2 separate regions of the Homo sapiens genome follow, and region 1 is linked to region 2. The links are chromatin contacts, found by Hi-C or POLR2A ChIA-PET in ENCODE. All regions are on one chromosome and are shown on one strand. The core of a region is the stretch at or near the end of the contact, and the rest is flanking DNA. Distances in the headings are between cores, read along the strand shown.

Region 1 (5,317 bases), core at 1,644-4,143, 84 kb before region 2:
ACAGGCATGTGCCACCACGCCTGGCTAATTTTTATATTTTTAATAGAAATGGGGTTTCACCATGTTGGCCAGGCTGGTCTTGAATGCCTGACCTCAGGTGATCCACCCGCCTCGGCTTCCCAAAGTGCTGGGATTACAGGCGTGAGCCACGGCGCCTGGCTGGGATGTGATTCTTGACTTCACCATTTGAACCTCCCAGTCCTGTGGCCTAGAGCAGGTCACTTAATCTCTCAATCCTGTTTCTATAGAAGTTAGTGGGCTCTTGTACCTCCTATTGTTTATTGCTGCCAGGTGTAAATTTAAAAACACCTAGTGCTAGGCCTGGCACATAGTGAATGTTCAGCAAATCATGTCTATATTAGCAGAAGCTGGTGATCACTGAGGTTAAGGATGACACTCTGTCCTCAACTGAACCCATCAATCATGGGGAAAATTGTGATCACCAAGGTCAAAATAAAATGTTCTTGAAGAAAACTCTGAAGTCAGCAATGCCCCACCAAACAATAGCACAAACAAGGAAATCTGGCACTTCCTCTGGATTGTGGAATGTTGAAAATTCTGTTCCAAGAGCCTTGCAGGGAAAAATATTTCCAAGATAGGAAGTTTCTCTTGGTGGCCTTGGGTGGGGGTGGACAGCTCACTCAATGGTCCCCTCCCCTGAAGATGCCTCCCACCTCCTCAAGGGACTGAATTTTCACAGAAATAAGTTTCCAACTTCAAAACAATAGGAGAGAAAGAGTGATGCCAGGGTTGTCAATACACCACCCAAATTCACTTTTCCTGCTTGAAAGCAAAAGGCGTTGATTCATTCGTATATTTACACCCTACAGTAGTTTGAGCCAGGGACAAAAGATGTGAGGGAATAGATTCACTGAAATTTTTTTTATCCACACCTGACTCTGCATGCTGAATTATGGAAATGTGGCGACTAAGAACAGCAAACATTCTCCTTCCTGTTAAGAACATCCTCCCTGGTACGCACTCGCCTGTCATCGACTCATCAAAACTGTGACTCAATTTTAAACAACAAAAAGAAATTTTTAAAGACCTTATATTCATTTGCTAGAGCTGCCATAACAAAGTACCATACTGAAGACTGGGAAGTTTAAACAATAGAAAGTGAGTTCGTCACCGTTCTGGAGGCTGGAGTCCCAGAACAAGGTGTGCCAGCAGGGCTGGTGTCTTTTGGGGGCCTCTCTCCTTGGTTTGTAGACGGCCATCTTCTTCCAGTGTCTTTACATGGTCTTTGCTCCACTTTTCTGTGTCCTAATTTCCCCTTTTTACAAGAACGCCAGTCATATTGGATTAGAGCCCATCCATATGACCTCATTTTACCTTAATTCCCTCTTGAAAGGTTCTATCTCCAAATACAGTCGCATTCTAAGGTGCTGGGGGTTAGAACTTCAACATAGGAATTTGGCCGGGGCGGGAGCAGGGGGTAGACAAGATTCAGCCCATAACAGACCCTGTTGTTTACTGGGCCTGGGACGCAGAGTCTTTGCTAGAGTCCAGTGTGAAAGCATTCTGCAGCAGCACCCACCAGGTGACAGTTCCAAATCTTGTCTTTTAGAATTTCATTTTCATGGGTGACTTCAATGCCGGCTGCAGCTACGTCCCCAAGAAGGCCTGGAAGAACATCCGCTTGAGGACTGACCCCAGGTTTGTTTGGCTGATCGGGGACCAAGAGGACACCACGGTGAAGAAGAGCACCAACTGTGCATATGACAGGTAGGAGGCCCTGCAGGGTGCTGCTGGCTCACCACAGTGCTTGGTGTGCACTAGGAAAGACGCAAGGTGGCTGGGCACTGTGGCTCACGCCAGTAGTCCTAGCACTTTGGGAGGCCTCGATGGATGGATCGCTTGAGTACAGGAGTTTGAGACCAGCCTGGGCAACATGATGAAACCCCGTCTCTACAAAAAATACAAAAATTAGCCAGGCATGGTGGCACACACCTATACTCCCAGCTACTCAGGAGGCTGAGGTGGGAGGATCGCTTGAGCCCAGAAGGTGGAGGCTGCAGTGAGCCAGGATCGCACCACTGCACTCCAGCCTGGGTAACAGAGTGAGACTTTGTCTCAAAAATAAAAAATAAAAATAAAAATAAGAAAAGCACACTGCTTGCAGAGCTGAGTCAATTAAATGTCAGGCCCCTCTACTGGGTACCACATGTAGCGTATGAACCACAGGACCCTATGCGGTGGCCCTGGGCACTGTAGCTTAGCAGAGGTAAGCACTGGCTTCGCTATCAGATAGGCCTGGATTTAAATCCTGACATTATCACTTCATATGTCTGTGACCAAGAGACAAGCTCTCTGTGTCTTTCATTTCCTCCCCTGTAAAATGGAAGTTATCCTAGTGCCTCACTCATGAAGATCCGATGTGGAGTAAATGAAATAACATGTCAGGCTGCTAGCACAATGCCTGGCATACGGCAAGTGCTCATTACATTCATGGGCTGATCATTGTTCCATCACAAAGACTTACCGCAATTGATGCGCCCAATCCCCATCATTAGGCATTGGGTTATTACCAAGGGTTTGCTGTTATAAATACTGCTAAAATCAATATCCTCTGTGCATTTTGTGCAAGTATTTATGATTTCCTCAGGAAGCAACCCTAAAAATGAGACCAATTAGTGCAACGGTATTTATATTTTTAAAGCTTTAGCTACATATTCCTAAATGCAATGCATACATTTAAGTCCTAGCATTCCCTCGTGCTTTTTAAAGTCCCTTCAGGGATTTTCAAACAGCTTTCATCTTTGCTCCTTCAATGGGGACAGAGGGGGGAGTGCCTGAGGCGTGTGAATGTTAGTGATCTTCCATCACAGAGACCACAGGTGGGGAAACCCCTAGGAGCCTGGTCCCAGGTGGTGGCCACAGTTCCCAGAGCTCAGCCTGCCACGAGGAAGTGTGAGATGGCCATCTGCATGAGAGCCACCAGGCCACTCGTTTTCACTTCCTCTCGGAGTTTTTTTTTTTTTTTTTTTTTTTTTTAGACAGAGTCTCGCTCTGTTGCCCAGGCTGGAGTGCAGTGGTGCGATCTCGGCTCACTGCAAGCTCCGCCTCCCGGGTTCACGCCATTCTCCTGCCTCAGCCTCCCGAGTAGCTGGGACTACAGGCGCCCGCCACCACGCCTGGCTAATTTTTTTTTTTTTTTGTATTTTTAGTAGAGACAGGGTTTCACCATGTTACCCAGGATGGTCTTGATTTCTTGACCTCGTGATCCGCCCGCCTCGGCCTCCCAAAGTGCTGGGATTACAGGCGTGAGCCACCATGCCCGGCCTGTTCCTCTTGGAGCTTTTGAGGCTGGTGTTTCCTTTGCAGAAGTTATCACTCTGCAAAGTGGGAACCCAAGGCGGGGAGTTACAGGGGTCTAAGTGCCCAGACCCCCTATTTTGAAGGACTTCCAGCAAAGCCTGGACGATGGCCACTCACTCAGTTACACATGGCAGTTGTGTGCCCGTGGGTAGGTCAAGTCCCTTCTCCAGCGCCATTCTTCTCCCCTGGCAAATGAGTGGGAAGTGATTGAAAATGATACAGAAGAATCAGAAGGCAACATGGCCACAGTAGATCAGGTCAGGGGTAGAACAGGTTAGAAAAAGATGTTTACTAAAAGGATCCTGATTTTATACACATGTATCCCAAAGGATGGTGGGATTACATGTGACATTTTAAAGATTCATTTCTTATTTTGATGCTCTGAATTTTGTTTCTCATAACAACATGTATAACTCTTGTGCCTCTTTTTTTTCTTTTTTTTGAGACAGAGTCCTGCTCTGTCGCCCAGGCTGGAGTGCAGTGGCAGGATCTTGGCTCACTGCAACCTCCGCCTCCCGGGTTCAAGCGATTTTCCTGCCTCAGCCTCCCAAGTAGCTGGGATTACAGGCATACACAAACATGCCCCGCTTTTTTTTTTTTTTTTTTTTTTTTTTGTAATTTTAGTAGAGATGGGGTTTCGCCATGTTGGCCAGGCTGGTCTTGAACTCGTGACCTCAGGTGATCCGCCTGCTTTGGCCTCCCAAAGTGCTTGGATTACAGGTGTGAGCCACCATGCCCGGCCTCTTGTGGCTTTTAAAAAGTCATAGGCCAGTTGTGGTGGCATATGCTGTAATCCCAGCTACTTGGGAGGCTGAGGCAGGAGGATCACTTGAGCCCAGGAGTTCAAGGCTTTAGAGCAACATGATCACATGCCTGTGAATAGCCACGGCACTCCAGCCTGGACAACATAGTGAGACCTGTCTCAATACAATAAAATAAAAAGTAAAATTAAATAAAATAAACGGAGAAAATGAAAAGCCATAAAAATGATGTTTTAAAAATGTAATTAGACAAGATGGTCTCAGTTCCAGTCTTTGTTCCATGTTCACATATTTATCAAACACCTCTCATGTGCTGAGTGCTGGGGGAACATGCAAAGATGCCCAGGATCTGGCTGGTGCCCTGGACTGAAAACGTCACATGAACACTGGCCTGGTCCTGCACATCCCTAGAAGAAGTCAGAAATGGAAGAGCCTTTAACATGTCATTCTTTGCTTTCTGAGTCTTAAAGAAAGCTTTCACAAATGTCTAACTTGATGCGAAGAATTTACATTTGGGTTGAATTAAAAGCCGTAGCCCGGGCCGGGCGTGGTGGCTCACACCTGTAATCCCAGCACTTTGGGAGGCTGCGGCCGGTGGATCACGAGGTCAGGAGATCGAGACCATCCTGGCTAACACAGTGAAACCCCGTCTCTACTAAAAAATACAAAAAAAATTAGCCAGGCGTGGTGCCGGGCACCTGTAGTCCCAGCTACTCGGGAGGCTGAGGCAGGAGAATGGCATGAACCCAGGAGGCAGAGCTTGCAGTGAGCCGAGATTGCGCCACTGCACTCTAGCCTGGGTGACACAGAGAGACTCCGTCTCAAAAAAAGAAAAAAAAAAGCCGTAGCCCTGGAGCGGTGGCTTACACCGGTAATCCCAGCACTTTGGGAGGTTGAGGTGGGCGGATCACCTAAGGTCACGAGTTCAAGACCAGCCTGGCCAACAGGGATAAACCCCGTCTCTACTAAAAATACAAAAATTAGCCAGGCGTGGTGGCACACACCTATAATTCCAGCTACTTGGGAGGCTGAGGCAGGAGAATCGCTTCAACCCGGAAGGTGGAGGTTGCAGTGAGCTGAGATGGCGCACTGCACTCCAACCTGGGTGACAGAGCATGACTGTGTCTCAAAAAAAAAAAAAAAAAAAAAAAAGTTAGTTGTGCTGGTGATGTTAGCAAATGCAGATACCAAAACTGTTGATTAGAATGGGGAAGGCCCACTGGTCACTCATGAAA
Region 2 (5,068 bases), core at 2,313-4,812:
TGAAACAATAAACCCAGCTCCAAGCAACAAACAACAAGAAGGACCCCAGTGCCACCCTGCAAGTCATTCACACTTGTGATTTACCTGAGGACTTTGGTCTTCTCTTCTCTTGGTTGTGGGGTTGTGGGTGGCTTCAAGCAGCTTGGATGTTGCCACTTGGTGGCAACGACCGCCACCAAGGCCCACCCGGCTCCTTGAATGCATCCTGGGAGCATCCGGACACAAAGCCCTAAGTGAGTACTCAGCATGGCAGCAGTTCTCAAACCTGCTGCTATCAGAGAACTGGATGAATGTGACCTTGGGGTGACTCTGAAGTAAGGAGCCTCCCACTCCAGCATTACTTCAAAGGGGACAAAACCGGACCTAGGCTCCTAATCTCCACTTCTGCCTCAACCAGCAGCAGGGGACGTCTGGGGTACTGGGTTCTGCAGTCCTTTCCAAGGATGCAGGTCAAACCCTGACCCTGTCCTGATATCTGCAACTTACTTTCTAACGGCTCAGCCAAAACACTAAAAGGCATATAGACATAGAATAAAGCAGAAGTCACAAAATGTTTTTAGAAGACGTCATGGCCTTGTGATCCCAGTCATTGTACGCAGACAGCTATGGCTTTCTGGTGCTTTCTCCTAAAGAATATGGAGAATTTGGCAACAAAGAAGATTCAGCGTGGTGCACCCAGTAGTAAGGCTCCCACCAACCCTCAGAACCATCAGCAGGAAAATAATTACCTACTTACTATTGAGTGGCCTGATGAGAAAAGAATGCTCTATCTATAAAAGTGTTAGTTTTATCATTACTAATAATGAATGTTTTGTTTTGGATTTTTTATTTTAAAGCACAGGAAGAGCAAGTCTGGAGATAAGAAGCCGCGTTTATAACCTGCACACGAGAACTGTTAACGGCGTGAAAAGGCAAACCAAGGAGTGAGAGAATATATTTGCAAATCATTTATCTGATAAGGAACTAATATCCAGAATACATGGAGAATTCCTAAAACTCAACATAAAATTAAGAAGGTTGATATAAAAATGGGCAAGTAGATAATTCTCCAAAGAAAATATGCAAAGGACCAATAAGCACATGAAAAGATGATCAGCATCACTAATCATTAGGAAAATGCAAATCAAAACCACAATAAGACACCATCTTACACTCAACAGGATGGTCACTATCAACAACAACAACAACAACAAAAAAAAAAAACAGAAAAAAAACAAATGTTAGCAAGGATGTGGAGAAACCAGGACCCTTGCATGCTGTTGGCAGGACTGTAAAGTAGTGCAGCCACTGTGGAATACAGTATAGTAGTTTCTCAAAAAATTAAAAAGAGATTTCCATATGATCCAGCAATTCCATTTCGGGTTTATAATCACAAGAATTAAATGCAGAGACTCAAAGAGATATTTGTACACCCAGCATTATTCACAACAGACAAAAGACGGAAGCAACCCAAATGTTCTTCAACAAATGAAGATGGCCGGGCGCGGTGGCTCATGCCTATAATCCCAGCACTTTCGGAGGCTGAGGTGGGCAGATCACCTGAGATCAGGAATTCAAGACCGGCCTGGCCAACATGGTGAAACCCCATGGTGAAACCTTGGCCAACATGGTGAAACATCTATACTAAAAATACAAAAATTAGCTGGGCATGGTGGCACGTGCCTGTACTTCCAGCTACTCGGTAGGCTGAGGCAGGACAATCACTTGAACCCAGGAGACAGAGGTTGCAGTGAGCCGAGACAGTGCCACTCCAGCTTGAGGAACAGAGCGAGTCTCAAGAAAAAACAAACAAAAAACAGACGAAGAGAGAAGCAAAACATATATACATACAGTGGAATGCAGCCTCGAAAAGGAATGAAGTTCTGACACGTGCTACAACATGGAGGACATATAGGAAGAAAAATAAATCAGTCACAAAAAGACAAATACTGAGGTCAGGCGCAGTGGCTCATGCCTGTAATATCCGCAGGTTTGGAGGCTGAGGTGAAAGGATTGCCTCAGCCCAGGAGTTGGAGACCAGCCTGGCCAACATGGCGAAACCCCGTCTCTACCAAAAATACAAAAATTAGCCAGGTGTGGTGGCATGTGCCTGTAATCCCACCTGCTCGGGAGGCTGAGGCAGGAGAATCGCTTGAACCTGGGAGGCAGAGGTTGCAGTGAGCTGAGATCATGCCACTGCACTCCAGCTTGGGCAACAGAGCAAGACTTTTGTCTAAAAAATAAATAAATAAAAATAAAAATTTGGGGAAGAAAGCACAAACAGCAGCAAGCCTGGATGTAAGGGGCCACATTTATAACACGACACACAGAATCCCTTCGCCCAGGGAATCCCTCCCACTGCAGGGATGTTCTCACAGTAAGGATTCCATCTCCAAGGGAGTGCAGCCCCCAAACTCAGGGGACAGTTACACCATGACCCCTTCCTCACTATAATCCTCTTTCTTCCCCACTTGACTCTTGACTGCTCCTCGCTGAGAGGACCCAGACGGGAGCAAGGCTTCTGAGCAGTGCTTCTGCAGAAAGCGTTGCCCTTCTTCTCCTACAAATGGCATTTCAAACACAGCAGGATCATTTCCCTTAAGAATAAAGGAATCTCAGAGGCTTGGAACAACCACTTCGAACACTAGGCTTAAGTATTAAAATCCAGACTTTTCTGCCAGGATGTCTGCTCTCCAGACCCCAGAGGTGTGAACATGAAGCGAAACAAAATTTTAAACAAATATAATGGATACAGGGCTTCAGTTTTACAAGATGTAAAGAATTATGGAGATGGATGGTGGTGATGGGTGCACGACATAATGAATGCACTTAACACTAATGAACTATACACTTAAAAATGGTTAAGACGGTAAATTTTGTGTTATGTGTATTTTACCACGATACAAATTTTTTTTAATGTTTTTAAACAAATAAACATTAACTTGTACAGAGAGGCAGTTTTAAGGCCCTTATGGCCTGAAATAATCAGAGTAAGCCAGCCTAGATGGTAAGATCACATGTGAAATCCTGCATTTTGTAAAGGGGAATAATTTGCTGCCCTAAATAGTGTGCTGGGCCTTAGGGACGAAAGGCTGAACTGGCTCTTTGAGAAAAGACCTCATTCCAACACCTCATAAAAAGGGTAAACTAAGCTAAAAGGACCAGGAAGGAAACACAAAGGTGTAGCAGCTCTTTTTCTGTGGGTAATTAATGAAAAGACTAAAAGGCAGCTGGTGAGGCCGCGAGGGAATGCACGTGTGTGTGTGTATGTGTGTGTGTGTGCACATGTGTGCACATGTGTAACAGAAAGATAGATATTAGGGCCTGAATATCAAGAACTGAGCATTTCTCTGATAAAATGCAAACCAAAGGTGGAGATATGGGACCAGCTTCCTGCTTGCTTTTGGGGAATTCTGCAGTTCACCTGATAGAACCCATTGGGCTTCCTATAGGTGCTCCCAGAGGGGTTCAAAGTGCCAGGAGCTGCCTCCCATCAGGGAGCACTTTGGCAGAGCACCTCTCACACCCCTTGGTGTCCACAGTGACCCAGCACCGACTGCATAGAAAGGGGCCTGGCTGGGGGCCAGGGGAGCAGAGGGGAGAAGGACCCTACCTGTTGGGTGGGTGTATATTTAACCGTGTGAGAGTAGTCATAATTATCGATGATATCCAAATCCTTCACTGCATCGCCAGGAAGAGGGCTGTTGAACTGCACGTTGAGCGGGGCTTTCCCAGCCCCCTTGGTGTAGACAGTGAAGTGGGTCGGTTTCCCATTTTCCACACCTGGAAAGATATACTGTGAAGTGAGGAGACAGACCAGCTGGAGTAGTTTCACTTTGAGAACCCGTCAGACAGGTTCAACAGCACCAGGTCTATTATGACAGCCAGCAACGGGCCTGGCCAGCCACTGCTGCATCAGAGCTGCACAGAAAACCTGCCAGCTTGGTGTTGGTGTTGGTGGAGATGAAGTTCCTCAAGGCCGTGGATGAAACACGCCCAGTGCCACCGGCTGGCAGAGGGGCCCAGGACAACCTAGACGTGCCATCTTACCTGCTTTGCTGAGCCCTGGGCCTTCTGCCTTCACTTTGCTGGCATCGTGGGAAGGGTCAACTTTGACTCTGAAAGGGCTGGCGGGGATTTCCTGTAGCAGAGACACAGTCTTAGTAGGAAAGCCCCTGAAGCAACAGCCAGAGCTCAGGGAGCCTTCAACAAAGGGTGAACCTTAGCATCACTCTGACTTAGCGAGTGGTGAGCAGACTTCTATTACCACAGGTAAACAGAAGGGTAAGATAAGCCAAAAGGGCCCAGCATTGGGAAAGGGCCTTCTATAACAGGTCACTCTCTAATGCCTGGATCCCTGATGTCACAAACAAACCCGAGGACTTTGAGCCTTTAATACTGAATGTTGAGTACTCAGGATGAAAAATGCCAACAAGAATAAAACCAAAAACGACAATAATACATGGGGCTGGGGGAAGGAAATGTCCTCCAGGGACAGCTGAGAGCTAAGGTCTGGGGAAATGCAAGAAGTGATCAGAGACAGAATGATTATAATTCTTCAAAAAGAATGTTGCAGACTATTGGAATAAAGGCAGAAGAGGTTAAATGGATGTCAAGACCACTACCTTTAGGCACAGAACATTCTACTAAGATTTCCATTTTTATGTAAGGTTAATTTTAATCCCTAGGATTTCAAAATTCTCTCTTTCAGGATCCTGCTCACCCTATCTTCACTATTGCATACCTGAAACTTCAAATCACCTCTCTCTATAAAAATTTAAGGGTGGAGACCACAGTCATTGCTTCAAAGGCATCAAAGTAGAACATATCTAGAAGCTAACTGCATTTCAACCAAAATATTGATGAAAATTTATTACAAACTAGTCTCTCTCCAGACCCCTGCTTTTAACCACTGAACACACTGCCTCACTTTTGTTAGAAAGTGGTAATAATTTAGCTCTGGGTAAATTTTTTTTCCTTCTTGGTTGTAAGGAGCCAGAGAGAAAACGATTGAGCAGTGTTCTCAAGACAACTTCCCTGTCAGTAAAACACCAAAAAGGAGGCCAAATGTGGTGGCTCATGCCTATAA

The links. Hi-C counts contacts between places; a loop is a spot of excess contacts on that map. ChIA-PET counts read pairs that join two places held with the same protein, here RNA polymerase II (POLR2A). Pooled maps may share reads with other maps.
Region 1: a pooled map shows a loop between it and region 2 (4-fold over the local background). The contact joins two enhancer-like sites. A Hi-C loop is called at or near these places in 2 of 50 pooled maps. POLR2A ChIA-PET finds 5 or more read pairs at or near these places in 3 of 52 experiments (Caco-2, T-cell and activated CD4-positive, alpha-beta T cell).

What each region holds. Positions count from the first base shown.
Region 1 is chr3:58,194,232-58,199,548 of GRCh38, reverse strand. It overlaps DNASE1L3 (deoxyribonuclease 1L3), which reads left to right. Exons shown (of 8, transcript NM_004944.4): 6 at 1,571-1,728. Among named protein-coding and RNA genes, the nearest start is that of DNASE1L3, 14 kb to the left of the region's middle. RefSeq lists an enhancer at 2,800-2,979. Within about 2 kb of position 2,893, at least 3 of the 41 ENCODE cell types and tissues checked have a DNase peak (open chromatin) inside an H3K27ac peak, as active enhancers do.
Region 2 is chr3:58,110,843-58,115,910 of GRCh38, reverse strand. FLNB (filamin B) reads right to left here. Exons shown (of 46, transcript NM_001457.4): 17 at 4,030-4,120; 18 at 3,593-3,762. Among named protein-coding and RNA genes, the nearest start is that of FLNB-AS1, 57 kb to the left of the region's middle. RefSeq lists an enhancer at 3,860-4,129. Within about 2 kb of position 3,562, at least 13 of the 41 ENCODE cell types and tissues checked have a DNase peak (open chromatin) inside an H3K27ac peak, as active enhancers do.